3 separate regions of the Homo sapiens genome follow, and regions 1 and 2 are each linked to region 3. The links are chromatin contacts, found by Hi-C or POLR2A ChIA-PET in ENCODE. All regions are on one chromosome and are shown on one strand. The core of a region is the stretch at or near the end of the contact, and the rest is flanking DNA. Distances in the headings are between cores, read along the strand shown.

What was found. Hi-C counts contacts between places; a loop is a spot of excess contacts on that map. ChIA-PET counts read pairs that join two places held with the same protein, here RNA polymerase II (POLR2A). Pooled maps may share reads with other maps.
Region 1: a map of naive thymus-derived CD4-positive, alpha-beta T cell shows a loop between it and region 3 (28-fold over the local background). The contact joins the promoter of CARS1 here to the enhancer-like site in region 3. A Hi-C loop is called at or near these places in 2 of 168 maps with a recorded cell type or tissue (cardiac septum and naive thymus-derived CD4-positive, alpha-beta T cell), 11 of 37 single-sample maps with no recorded cell type and 18 of 50 pooled maps. POLR2A ChIA-PET finds 5 or more read pairs at or near these places in 1 of 52 experiments (OCI-LY7).
Region 2: a loop to region 3 is called in a pooled map, with 4 times the contacts of the local background. The contact joins the promoter of PHLDA2 here to the enhancer-like site in region 3. A Hi-C loop is called at or near these places in 2 of 168 maps with a recorded cell type or tissue (PC-9 and chondrocyte) and 7 of 50 pooled maps.

Annotation. Positions count from the first base shown.
Region 1 is chr11:3,054,475-3,058,786 of GRCh38, forward strand. It overlaps CARS1 (cysteinyl-tRNA synthetase 1), which reads right to left and starts at 2,949. Exons shown (of 23, transcript NM_001014437.3): 1 at 2,869-2,949. The coding sequence starts at 2,893. It overlaps LOC124902615 (a long non-coding RNA gene), which reads left to right and starts at 4,150. Exons shown (of 2, transcript XR_007062555.1): 1 at 4,150-4,312. RefSeq lists an enhancer at 2,603-3,135.
Region 2 is chr11:2,928,170-2,932,096 of GRCh38, forward strand. PHLDA2 (pleckstrin homology like domain family A member 2) reads right to left here and starts at 1,251. Exons shown (of 2, transcript NM_003311.4): 1 at 727-1,251; 2 at 104-498. The coding sequence starts at 1,195. The coding sequence ends at 737. RefSeq lists enhancers at 528-1,136, 1,137-1,746, 1,747-2,355.
Region 3 is chr11:3,420,303-3,424,315 of GRCh38, forward strand. It overlaps the pseudogene FAM86GP. Among named protein-coding and RNA genes, the nearest start is that of ZNF195, 43 kb to the left of the region's middle. RefSeq lists silencers at 1,967-2,106, 2,137-2,276, 2,777-2,986. Within about 2 kb of position 2,694, at least 36 of the 41 ENCODE cell types and tissues checked have a DNase peak (open chromatin) inside an H3K27ac peak, as active enhancers do; they include OCI-LY7, where a contact is called at or near this core.

The DNA of each region.
Region 1 (4,312 bases), core at 1,699-4,198, 370 kb before region 3:
ATGTGGCTCTGGGGAAAACATCGAAGGGCATCAGCTTTATTCTCGTCTGCCTTAACTCACTGGGTTGAGCTATTGTGAGTCTGAAGAGAATCATCAAAGGCAGCACAGCACAGCAGTTAAGGTCCCTATTGAGTCAGGCTGCCCAGGTTGGGAGCCTGGCTGTGCCTCTGGCTAGTCGTGATGGTGGACAGATTGCTTGACTTCTCTGAACCTCAGGATTCTCATCTGTACAAGATGCCGGCAGGATCTTCCTCAAAGGGGTTCCCCCAAGGGTGGCAGGAGATAACAGATGCAAAGCATTTAGAGCAGTGCCTGGCACAGACTCATGCTGAAAAAATGCTGGCTGTGTTATTATGAAGACCCTTGAATTAAACTGTATAAAAATTAAACTATAAGTCTGACCTGATGAGCAGCCGACCAAGTGGTATCCCAAGTCTGTGCGGAAAGGCCCTGAGGTAGGCTCCATCTACCCCAGAAACCTCAGAAATGAAACTCATCCTTCTGAAATAATCAGGCTCTTGGACAGGCACCAAGCCTATGCACCTTCAAGACCGCAAAGGAAAAGCTGTACACCCAGTGAGATCAGGAAAGAGAAATAGACCTTCTGAGTCAACTTAGGGAAGATGGTACAAAAATGATGGCCTCCTTGAAAAATCTGGGAAGATGGTCACTGAAAGCATTTACGATTGGATTTTTTTTTTTTTGAGACGGAGTCTCGCTCTGTCGCCCAGGCTGGAGTGCAGTGGCGCAATCTCGACTCACTGCAAGCTCCGCCTCCTGGGTTCACATCATTCTCCGGCCTCAGCCTCCGAGTAGTCAGGCGCCCGCCACCGCGCCCGGCTAATTTTTTTTTTATTTTTAGTAGAGACAGGGTTTCACCATGGTCTCGATCTCCTGACCTCGTGATCTGCCTGCCTCGGCCTCCCAAAGTGCTGGGATTACAGGTGTGAGCCACTGCGCCTGGCCTACGATTGGATTTTATTTCCTGTTCTCATCTTTGAGAGTGTGTGTGTGATGGGAGGAGGCGATAGTAAAGGCAGGTGGGCCATGCCCTGGGGCAGAAGAACACTGGCTGGAGATGCTGTGCGCAGGCTGAGGACTGGGCAATCTGCCTGCTGCCCTGACAGCCCGGAGAGGGCAATCCCAACCTATATGGCAAGCTCCAAAAAGAAGGCAATTCTTACAAGGCTCTGAAAACCTAAAATTCTAAAGCTATTTTTAAAAACAAGATACAAAACACTACTAATACGTCATTTACGTTCACAAATGAACAAAAACACATTTTTAGTTTGAAAACAAACAGGCCCTAACTTTCAGCACAGACACAGCACTTAATTGAGTGCCAGGCACTGTTCTACGTCCTTCCCATCTATTAATTCATTTACACTCCATGCTCCAAGGTAGGAGCCATTACGCATGGTTTGCTGTGGGGCGGGAGGCAGAGTTGGAACCCTGGCCCTTCCAGGGTGGTTCCAGAGTTGGGGCTGTTAACTATGATGCTGTTTTACAGGAATCTGGGTGACTTCTGAGGGCCGCTTGGCTCTGGGACGGGTGGAGATGGTGCTGGAATCCAGGCACACAGGTAGGGTGGTAGGCGGCGTGCCTGGAAGGTGACCACCTCCTGCCACTTGGCACAAGAGTGTAGCCCTGTCATCTGGGTGTCCCCATGCCGCCAGATTACTCGGGTTGTCATAACTACCTATCTATAACCCAATAAACCCTCAGGGGCAAAGGGCACCACCAGATGCTAAGGAAATCTTGGTACGATCTAAACTGAGGGTGGGGGCTGGAGGTGTCTTACAAGAACTTGCATCTAATTTTTGCCAGCCAAAAGAATTAAAAACTAGATACTGAGAATGTTTCCTTTGGAAAGGCTGCTCCAGACTGTTAGGAATCTGGGCTTTCTGATTCAGTCTCTTGCCTTTCCAGCACCTAAAATCTTGCTGGAGGGACAGTGAGAGAAGAACCCACTGGTCTCTCAAGGTCTACCCGCTGGTGACATGAGTGACTGGGGGAGCTGACACAGCTGTGTCCCTGGGGAACCTCCCGGGTTGGCAATAAAATGGGGCAGTAATGCTCTGACAATCAGCTTGCAGTGGACTGCCTGCGGAACTGGAGATGAAAGCCTTCGTAAAGCCCCAAGCCCTTTTACTGTGTGTACGCGTACCCCTGGCGTCCTCTGCCCCATTTCCCTAAATACCAACCTCAGGTGCCCTCCGCCCACCTCCCGGAAGCTGCCAGGTCTGGGCAGAAAACCAAAACAACCCTTGGGCCTTTGTCTCCCCCCTAAAGGCCAGCTGGGGCAAGAGGGAGCGAGGGCCCGCCCAGGCACCGGCTGGGGAAAGGCTGTTTGATGTAGGGCCACCTCCCGGGGTGAGGATGCAAGGGGACCTCGGCAGGAACCAAGTGAGGAAACTGAGGCTGGGTGGTCTGGGCAGCGCCCCGCTCGGGCTCGGGTCCCCGCGGGGTCTGTGCTCCAGCCACGGGTCTGGCAGACCCTCACGCAGGAGTCCCAGGGGTCCCAGTGGCCGTCCCTCGGAGCCGGGCACCCGTTGTCCTTCGGATCCTAGGACGTGCCACCCCTCGAACCTCAGGACCCGCCGTCCCTCAGACCCCGGGCACTGACACCCCTCAGACCCCGAGCACCCCCGCCCCTCGGACCCAAGGACGTGCCGTCCCTCAGACCCCGCGCACTGACACCCCTCAGACCTCGGGCACTGCCGCCCCTCAGACCACGGACACAGCTGCCCCTCAGAACCCATGCACCCGGGCCCCTCAGACATAAGGACTCGCTGCCCTTCGAGCCGAGCACCCAGCGCCCAGTCAGGCCCCCAGCCGCCCTCAGCCTGGCCCGGCCGCGCCGCTCACCCTGCTGCCCGGAGGAATCTGCCATGGCTGGGAATCCCGGACCCGCAGCTGCGGCTACAGACACTTCCTAGAATCTGATGCAACCGCCGCCCCGGAAGTCGCGCCCCACGCCGGGCCCGTCTTCCGGGACACGCCCGGTCGCTAGGCAACTACCAGGGGCTCCGGATGTCGCCGGCCCGGAGCATGCTGGGAGCTGTAGTTCAACCCAATGGCGACCCGCGCTCCGGAGCATCGCGCGGCCAAGCGTTCAGTGGCCGTGCTGGGAGTAGTCAGCCCAGCCGCGGGGAGACAAGCACTAAAGACTGAGCGTCCTGTAATAGGTGTTTAAGTCATGATTGCGCTAAGCGCCGTGGGGACCAGGCCCAGCCTGGAGGTCAGAGGCGGCCTCGGGACAGGGTGTGCTGGCGAGACGGGATGGTTCCCAGGAGGCCGACCTGGAGCAGGGCCTGGGGATGGGCGGGAAGAGCGCTCCAGGCCTAGGGACCGCCCTGCCAATGACCCTGCGGAAAGCAAGCCACTATGAAGTGTTGCGTGAACAGGCTTCTCCATCTCCTTCTCAGACCCCATTCTGGAGCCATCCCCAACCCCCTTAGGGCTCCTGCCTTCTGTGTGCATGATGTCACCTCCCAAGGATATCCCACCCAAGGTTCGTGCACCCATCCAAAATGAGAGGAAATGCTATTTAAGAAACAGAATTTTAATATGTCAAGAAAAATTATTAGCCAGGATTAGTGGCTCATGCCTGTAATCCCAGCACCTTGAAAGGACAAGGCAGGAGGATCATTTGAGTCCAGGAGTTTGAAGCTGCAGTGAGCTACGACTGTGCCACTGCATTCCAGCCTAGGCGACAGAGTGAGACCCTTTCTCAAAAAATAAAAAGTAAAAAATCTTCTAGTTACTTTTTGGAACCTCATGTCTAATTTCATAATAAATTCTAAGGCCGGGCACGGTGGCTCACACCTGTAATCCCAGCACTTTGGGAGGCCGAGGTGGGCGGATTATGAGGGCAAGAGATCGAGACCATCCTGGCCAACATGGTGAAACCCTGTCTCTGCTAAAAATGCAAAAATTAGCTGGACATGGTGGCGCTTGCCTGTAGTCCCAGCTACTCAGGAGGCTGAGGCAGGAGAATCGCTTGAACCAGGGAGGTGGAGGTTGCAATGAGCCGAGATTGCGCCATTGCACTCCAGCCTGGCAACAGAGTGAGACTCCGTCTCAAATAAATAAATAAATAAATAAATAAATAAAATAATAAATAAATAAATTCTAAATTCTACTGGTGGCTGGAAAAAAAAAAGAAGAAAGAGTTTGTTTACATTTCTGCAAAGATCCTGTAGCATGTGCTGTAACTTGCCCAGGATGTGGGAGGCTCTGTGAGACCCCAACTAATCCCAAAGGAGGGACCAAGTCCAGGACTTAGGGGACGAAGTTCTGGCCAGGTCCT
Region 2 (3,927 bases), core at 1-2,500, 490 kb before region 3:
CCTCAGGACACACCAAGGAGCAGAAGGTAGCCAGGGTCAAGCCCCAGGGCACTTCCTGGCCTCTGGGGAGGCTGCTTGGAAAAGAGGGTGTGGACCAGGCCCAGCAGATGACACGATTCATTTATTCATTCAAAGCCGGTTCCCAGCGCCTTTCACACCAGCCCCGCAGGACTGGATGAGGGTGTCCTGCCCGCCCATTCCTGGGCCTCCACCCTCCCAGCAGGAGTCTCACTGAGCCACAGCCGGATGGTAGAAAAGCAAACTGGCCAAGTGATTTATTTGCAATGGGCACAGTGATGCAAAAACAAGATATTAAGACTATAAAATATGTGACTACAAAGAACCAGCGAAATAAATACATAGATATTAGATAGTCCAATAACTTAAGGCGCCCGTGCAACGGAGCGAGGATCCGCGCGCACGGGAAGTTCTTCTGCTGCAGGGCTGGAGAGCGCCGGCCACGTCCTAGCCTCGGTCCGACTCGTCCAGCGTATGGCCCTGTGGGGAAAGGACTGGGTCAGAGAGCTGTGCCAGGGCCGGTCCGGGTCCAGCCTGAGGGGCCCCGAGACCCTGACGCGAGGGGGCCAGCGCGATTGCGGGGCGCCGGGTCCCCCAAGGAGGTGCAGCGCCCCCGCCCCGCCGTCTGGGGTTGAAGTGGTTTTTCCCAAAGGCCCCGGTCCCGGCTGTTAGGGCGCAGGGCTCGCCGGGACGCGGGCAGTCACTCACCGCGGCGGGCTCATGGCGTGCGGGGTTTGGGCTGCGGGGATGGCCTGGAGGGCTCCGAGGGCTCGGAGGGTGCGGCGGCCGCGGCAGCCACGGCGTCCTCGGCGGGTGCGGCGGGTGCGGTGCGTTCCTGGCGGCTGCGAAAGTCCTGCAGGGCGCGGCGGTTCTGGAAATCGATGAGCGCCAGCGCGATGGCCGCGTTCCAGCAGCTCTCGCCCGCGCAGCGGAAGTCGATCTCCTTGTGGTCGGTGGTGACGATGGTGAAGTACACGTACTTGCCCGTGCGCTCCACGCAGTCCACCTTGAGGATGGAGTGGAAGCGCAGCTCCTTGGGGCGCGCGCGGGGGCTGGCGGGGAACAGGCTCAGGCGGTCGGAGGTGAGCACCCCGCGCTTCTTCTTCCATAGCTGGAAGAGGCTGTCGCTGCGCTTCTCCAACTCGCCCTCGCGTAGCACCTCGTCGGGGGATTTCATGTCGTGCCGAGCGCGGGACTGGGAGCGGCAATGCGGGCGGTGACGGCGCCGGCTCTGCTCCTCGTGGCCCCGGCGCGGCCTTTATAGCTGCCCCTCCCCGCCCCGCCCCTCCCCGCCCCGCCCCGGCCCTCGGGCCACCCCGCCCGCCTGAGCCCCGCGCGCCCCGGGCCATACCCTCCCCAAGCCCAGCCGTCCGGGCCCGCACCGTCGCGTCCGCGCTCTGGTCGGTCCCCGGCCGTCCCCTCCCATCTCAGAAGCCCGCGCTCCTCTTGCCCCCCGTGCCCCAGCTGTCCGGCCCCGTGGGGTGACTCGAGGTCCCGCCCCGCCCGGGCGCTCGCCCGCACCGTCTCGCAGGCCGGCCCCGCGGAAGAATGCGCTGCAGCCAGCCCTGCCCGCGATGACTCACGCCGGGGAGCCCCGGGAAGCACCCGCGGGCCCGGGGCCGGCCCACCGTGGGGAGACAGCCGGGACCAGACCTTCACCCTCCAGGCGCCCCAAGTCCAGCCCTGCCGCTCTCGGGCTCCCGGGGCAGAAGGAGGGTCGAGGCCCCCTTCCTTACTCCCGAGCCCTGGCCGTTCCGTCCTGTTCGGGGGCCTTTCCCAGGGCCGCCCAGAGACCCTCTCCGAAAGTGGCCCTGCCCTAGCGGACCGAGCTCCTATCTTGCCACCCACGGGCTGCGCCAAGAACGACCACCTCTCTTAGCCTCGGTTTTCGCTTCTGTGAAATGGGAACAGTAACCTTTGCTGGATTAGGGAACACGTGGAAAGGGCTAGACCAGCAACCCATAGAGCTCAGAAAATGGAAGGGGAAGAGGAAGCCCGTTCTCCTCCCTGCGCCCTCGTAGTGTCCCGAACTGGGGTACGGACTGCTCCGACCGCGCCCCCACGACCCGGACCGGAGAGAGGTCCCAGGAGCTGAGGGGTTCGGGCTGGGCCGCGACGCCCGCTCTCTGGGATCAGCCTGGGGGCGAGGGTCGGCGGGGGCGGCTGAGTCATCGCTTTCCAGCTGGGCAGACGGGCGGTTTTATTTACCCTCTTCCTTTAAAGGGTTTAATAGACAGGAAGCGAAAGCCGGCTCTTCCCGGGTTCCCAGGGGTGGGGGTGGAGCCGGCCGAGAGGACCCCAGAGACCCCGGCTACTACTCCACGTCTCCCACCTTCCCGCACCCCTGCCCCCTAGCTGCGCCCTGGGGTGGTTACAGCAGGAAGTCCCAACTCTGGGGTCAGAATTGGCCTCAATGACGGGGCTCACGCAAAATGAAAACGAGAGTCCCCTGATTCAAAATGTATTTAAAATGTCAAGACAGTGGCAGCAGAGCGTAAAACCCAGACCTGGGACCAGCCCTACCTCCACCTGCCCTTCAGGGTCACTGTAAAGGATAAAGAGACGTCCGGCTCAGAGGAGCGCCCCAGACCCGGTTCTGTGAATGGCATGCAGGTAGCAGCTGCCCGGTGGTCCCACCGGTGTGGCCAGAGGACCTGGCAGTGGGCAGGGATGTGGTGTGGAGGGGCAGTGCCGGCAGAGGGCAGGGTTGGGCTGTGCCAGGGTTCTGGCCTGGGAGTGAGACACCTGCCTGGGGCCGGCGGGTCAACACTGCCCCCTACCTGACACCTGTCCTTGCAGCAGGGCTGGGATCCTGTGGTGAGGGAGCAGCAGGTAGGGTGGGTGGGTGAGGGGAGGTCAGCCTTTGGCGGGGAGAGGGGATTCGAGCATTGTTCCGGAGAGGCTGCAGGAAGGATTCGGACTCTGGTGTCCCTTCTTTTGCTTCCAGAGGGCCCTGGGCTGCCGGACAGTGGGACCTGGGCAAGAGGCACCTCTGGGCAGTGGGAGACCAGGAGAAGCGGCCGGGGGCAGAGCGCTCTGTCACTGCGCCAGCCCACAGGTGCCTGGAACACCTCCAGGCCCACCAGCCTGCCTACCCCATTGAGGGGCCAGCCAGTGGAACTTCGGCTCCAGGCAAATCCCCCGACACTCGTGGTTGCTTAAGCACCTACTGTGTGCCTGCAGGCCTGGCTGGTGCTGGGACCCCAGAGGAGGGGAGAGGAATCCCTCTAAACCCCAGGGGCACAGCAGGTACATGAGGATGGGGATAGGGGTCGGGGGTACTGGAGGCCAGGAGGACAGCTTGGAGGACTCTGTGGGGAGGGCGTGCCCTCGAAGATTCCAAGGAGACCTTGAAGGGCCAGTGGTGCCCGTATGCCACCACTGTGCCCAGCCTCCACCTAACCCAGAGAACTCCCCAAAGTGGGCACTCCAGCCCCTGTTCCACAGAAGAGGAAACTGGTTCAGGATGGAGAGGGCCTTGGGGAAGGGACAGAGAACAGGCAGGAGCAGATAAGGGGCTGAGAGAAATGAGGGGGAGGAAGAGGGTTTGGAAACCAGGTGAGGCCAGGTGAGGTGTGCTCCCCCAGCCCCGCCCAGCTCCTCTCTTTGCCTGTACCCCAGTGGCCCTCTCAAGGGAGGCTGGGAAACTCACTCCCCTGGGGGCAGGACTTACAACCCAGGGGTGATGCTCTGACAGGTGGGGCAGGAGCTGGGAGGCCAGGGGGCAGGGTGTGCAGCCGAGATTCAGAGGCCCTGCCCTCCCTAGGGGATTTCCTGCCCACTCAGCCCCTCTCTGCTATTCCCCTCATGGACACTGTGAAGACCTGGGGGGTATGGGGGTGGATGGCCCTTTAGGGGCTGCTGGAAATCAGGTCTGAGCCCTGGAGGCCAGGCCTCCCCAGGCAGCTT
Region 3 (4,013 bases), core at 1,444-3,943:
CGCAATAGAATGTGTTGGCAAAGCGCTGTGTGATCTCTCCCTGGGGACGTGGAGCCAGTTGGAAGTGGAAGCCACAGCAGCTGAAAGCCTGACCTTCAGATGTCGCAGGGTGCACCTGGATGAGTCACAGGAAGAAGGCTAGAAGACTGACTCTTGGCCGCATTAGTCCTGGCTACTTAGAGGCCACCTGGGTCATGGGCCAGCTCCCTGGTTGCACTGGTCAGCCAGGATTGCACTGGTTACCAGGGCAGCCATGGCACCAAGGTTTGATGGGCTTGCCATCTAAGTGGAAATGCAGAATGTGCCCATACCAGCCTGGGTTACATTGTCCTTTTACAGGGGCCTCAAGCCCAGCAGCGAACTTTGGCTCCCGAATTAGGTAGACTGTCTCGGCTGGTATGTGACACAGGGCAAGGCACTTCATTGCTTCAGAGCTCCTTCCATTGCCGTAAAAGGCCCTACAAGACCTGGTCCTAATCCCTCTCTCTGGCCTGTTCTCCCTCACCCCTGGCCAACCCTGCTCACTCCACTCCAGCCACACTGGCTGCCTTGCTGTTGTTCCTCAACCACAGCTGGCTTGTTTCCACCACAGGACCTGTGCATATCCTGTTCCCCCAAGCCCTTCCCATGGCTGGCTGCTTCACCACTCAGGCCCCAGTTCAAATGCCACCTCTTTGGGGAAGGCTTCCCTGATTCCCCGACTTTGGTGACTCTTCTCCCCAGTTGCTCCATTCACCATTTCCCTGTTTTATTGGCTTTAAAGCCACTCTCATCTGGTCTTTTCTTGTTTCTTCATTTCTTTGTTTATTCTCTGGCTCTCCCATGCAAGCAGACCCTCATCTGTCACGGGTACTGCTGATCCATGGTGTCTGGCTCATAGAAGGCATTTATTAAACATTTTGAGACTGAATAAAAACACTATCTAACACTGACATGCATTTACCATGAGCCAGGCACTGATCCACAGGCTTTTGTACTCAACCCTGACAACAACCCTAAGAGGTAGGTATCATTCTATCCCCCATTTTATTAATAAGAAAACAACAGCACAGAGAGATGCAGTCACTTGCCCAAGGTCACACAGGGCCAGGGGTTGGGCCAGGTTTCGAAGCAGGCAGGCTGTCTCCTGGGTCTGAACTCTCAACTACTGCACCCTAATCAAACAATCCCTCTGGTCAAATGTGAGTGGTAATAATAGTACCCACCTCGTGGGTGTTGAGGGTGAGCCCAAGTTAGCATTCAGCGTGGGCATGTGAACAATTATAGTCAATATTGAATGGAGACCTATGATGCTTTTATGAAGGTTTCTATTTTGGGTTAAAAGTGCACAAATTTCTCCTGACCGGAAATGATCTCTGAGTGCAAATATTTCATATCAATGGAATAACGCAAATGATTAAGCAACACCCCATAAAATGGGGCAGACCCAGGGAGGAATATATATCCAAACTCACTCATCCCAGTGAGCTCACCGCACATGAATTACAAATGGGGCCGGGTGCATTAAGCCCCTCTACTGGCAGAAGGGAGGCTGCTGCCTGCCATGCGCCTGTGCTGAGAATGGCAGGTCCCCAGGGAGACGAGAGGCCACCCCCTTCTCTGTCTCTTCCATCACAGGCGTGAGAACCTCAGAGCATGAGCCGATTCTGTGCAGTGCTCGACATACAGACGAGAACACTGAGGCAGGAGAGACAGCCTGTGACCTGGTCACTGCGCTCAGGAGGACGTGGTTACCCGTGGTCCTGAGGGCGCTGACTTTTTAGAATGGGCGAGGGCAGCTCTGTCCCAGTGACCAGAACGGTTACTGTCTTTAAAAAGTCGTGAAAATGATCGTGAACTGTACCCCACAACGAGTGCGCGTCTGCCCCCCAAGACGGTGGAGAGGCCCCCAGCTTCTCCCGCCAGCTCGCGGGGCAGGAGGGGTGCGAGCAACTCTGGCCAGGCCCCAGGGACGGGGACCGGGTCGCGCGGACCTGACCGGCGGGAGCCCAGGCATTCACGTGGCGGGAGCGCTGGAGGCTTCAGCACGGAGACCCATCCCGTCTGCCCCTGGACTCCCGCGAGCCCCGCGGGCCTCTCCGCTCGCCCCGCCGCCCACCTGCCAGGGGAAGGAACGCAGTGCGCGCGCCGCCAGGAAGCGGCGCTCGAAACTCTGCAGCAAGAGTTCGGTCCCCGCGTTCTCCTCGGGCACCATGACGGGGGCGGGGCCGCAGCGTTGCCGGGAGACCGGGCGGAAGCCGAGCCTGGACTGAAAAGGGGGCGGGCCCAGGGCAGTGCGCGGGGGCAGAGAGGGGGCGGGGCCTGGGGGTAGGCTTAGGATGAGAGTCGTGGGAGCGGCTCTAGGGCGGGGCCAGGATGAGCGTTATGAGGCGGGGGCCTGGGGTGGGGCCAGAATGAGCGTCTTGAGGGCGAGGCCTGGGGTAGGGCCAGGAGAAGCGTCGTTGGGGCAGGTCCTGGGGAGAGTTCAGGTTGGCGTGTCCTGGGGCGGGGCCAGGACAGGGCGATCCTGGAAGCGGGGCTTCGGAAACATCCAGGTTGGAGACGTCCTGGAGGCGGGGCCTTGCGTGGGGGCAGGATAAGAGTCCTGGAGGCGGGCGTTAGGGTGGGGGTAAAGGACGATTGGGTTCAGGAGGCGAGACTCGGAGCAGAGCCCAGGAGACAGGTCCTAGGGCGGGGCTAAGGCCAGACCCGGAGAACGGCTCAGGAGGCGGGGCCAGGGCGGGGCGTTGACTATGTCGTAGCACGTGGCCAGGCGCTGCTCGGACTCTGGGAGGCGGAGCTTAGGACGGGCCTACGTGGGGAGGGGCCCAGGGTCCGGGAGGCGGGGCCGAGTCCGGGCTGCTGGCTGCGCTCAGGAGGCGGGCCCTGGGAGGCGGAGCTTAGGGAGGGGCCGGTGTCGGGAGGGACCCAGGGACTGGGAGGCGGGTCGGGGCTGGGCTCAGGGGCCGAGAGGGAGCTGGGCTTGGGGCGGGGCCGAGACGGAGCGAGGGGTCCAGGGTGTGAGAAACGGGGAGGGGTTTGAGGAGGGGATTGGAGCGTGGCTCAAGTTCGGGAGGCGTTACCTGCGGAGAGTTTGAGGCAGGCCCAGGAGCGAGCCCACGGTCTGCCGACGCGGAGCCAGGGACGGGCCCCAGGATCCGGAGCTTCAGGCGGGGCCGAGTCCGGGTTTGGGGCCCGGGAGTCGGGGCCGGTTAGGGCGAGGGTCCCCGGGATCGTCCGGTCAGGCCTTGGGCCAACGTAGGCACTCTCGCAGTTCCTCCGCCTTCAGGAAGGTCTTTTTGGCAGGGGCCTTATGGGTGCGCGCTTCGGTCCTGGAGGCGTTATCCTAGCCTCCTCTCCATCAGCGCCACCCGTCCGGGGCCCGATAGGAGGGAGTTTTCCCTCTGTCCCCCACCCTTTGGACTGTCACCAAACAAGCCATTCGTTCACCAAATACTTATTAAGCGCCTACCATGTGTCTGGCAAGGGAGATGTAACAGTGAGAAAAACTAGGTGTGGTCCAGGCCCTCCAGGGGCTCAGGGGCTCGTGGAAGAAGTGGACATTGAGGTACTTATCACACAAATAAGTATAAAAGTACAATAGCGATATCTGCCACGAAGGCGAGCAGACAGAGCTAGCGGGGCTTCCAGGAGGAGTTTTGATCTTGCAGGGACAGGAAGGAGGAGTTAGCTCCTGGGGGGCGGGATTGGGGGTGGTGGTGATATAGACGTGGGGGACAGAGTGGAAAACAACAAAAATATAATTATTTTAGTTCAAAGTTATTGTGTCTTGAGTTGAAAGGCTGGGCAGTTAGCAACACAGTTCAGATTTCAGTACTGCCCCTGAAATCTGAACTGTGTTCAAAGTCTAAAACGTTTACCTTAGCAAATCCCTCATAAAACTCCATTTGGAAGAGTCCCGAGAGCTAATTTGTTCAGTGTACTTGCAAAAGGTAGATGAGGAGACAGACAAAATCTTATTACCTCTTTCAGATGAGAGGCACTTGAGCCCTGCTCAGCTGCGAGAATAAGAG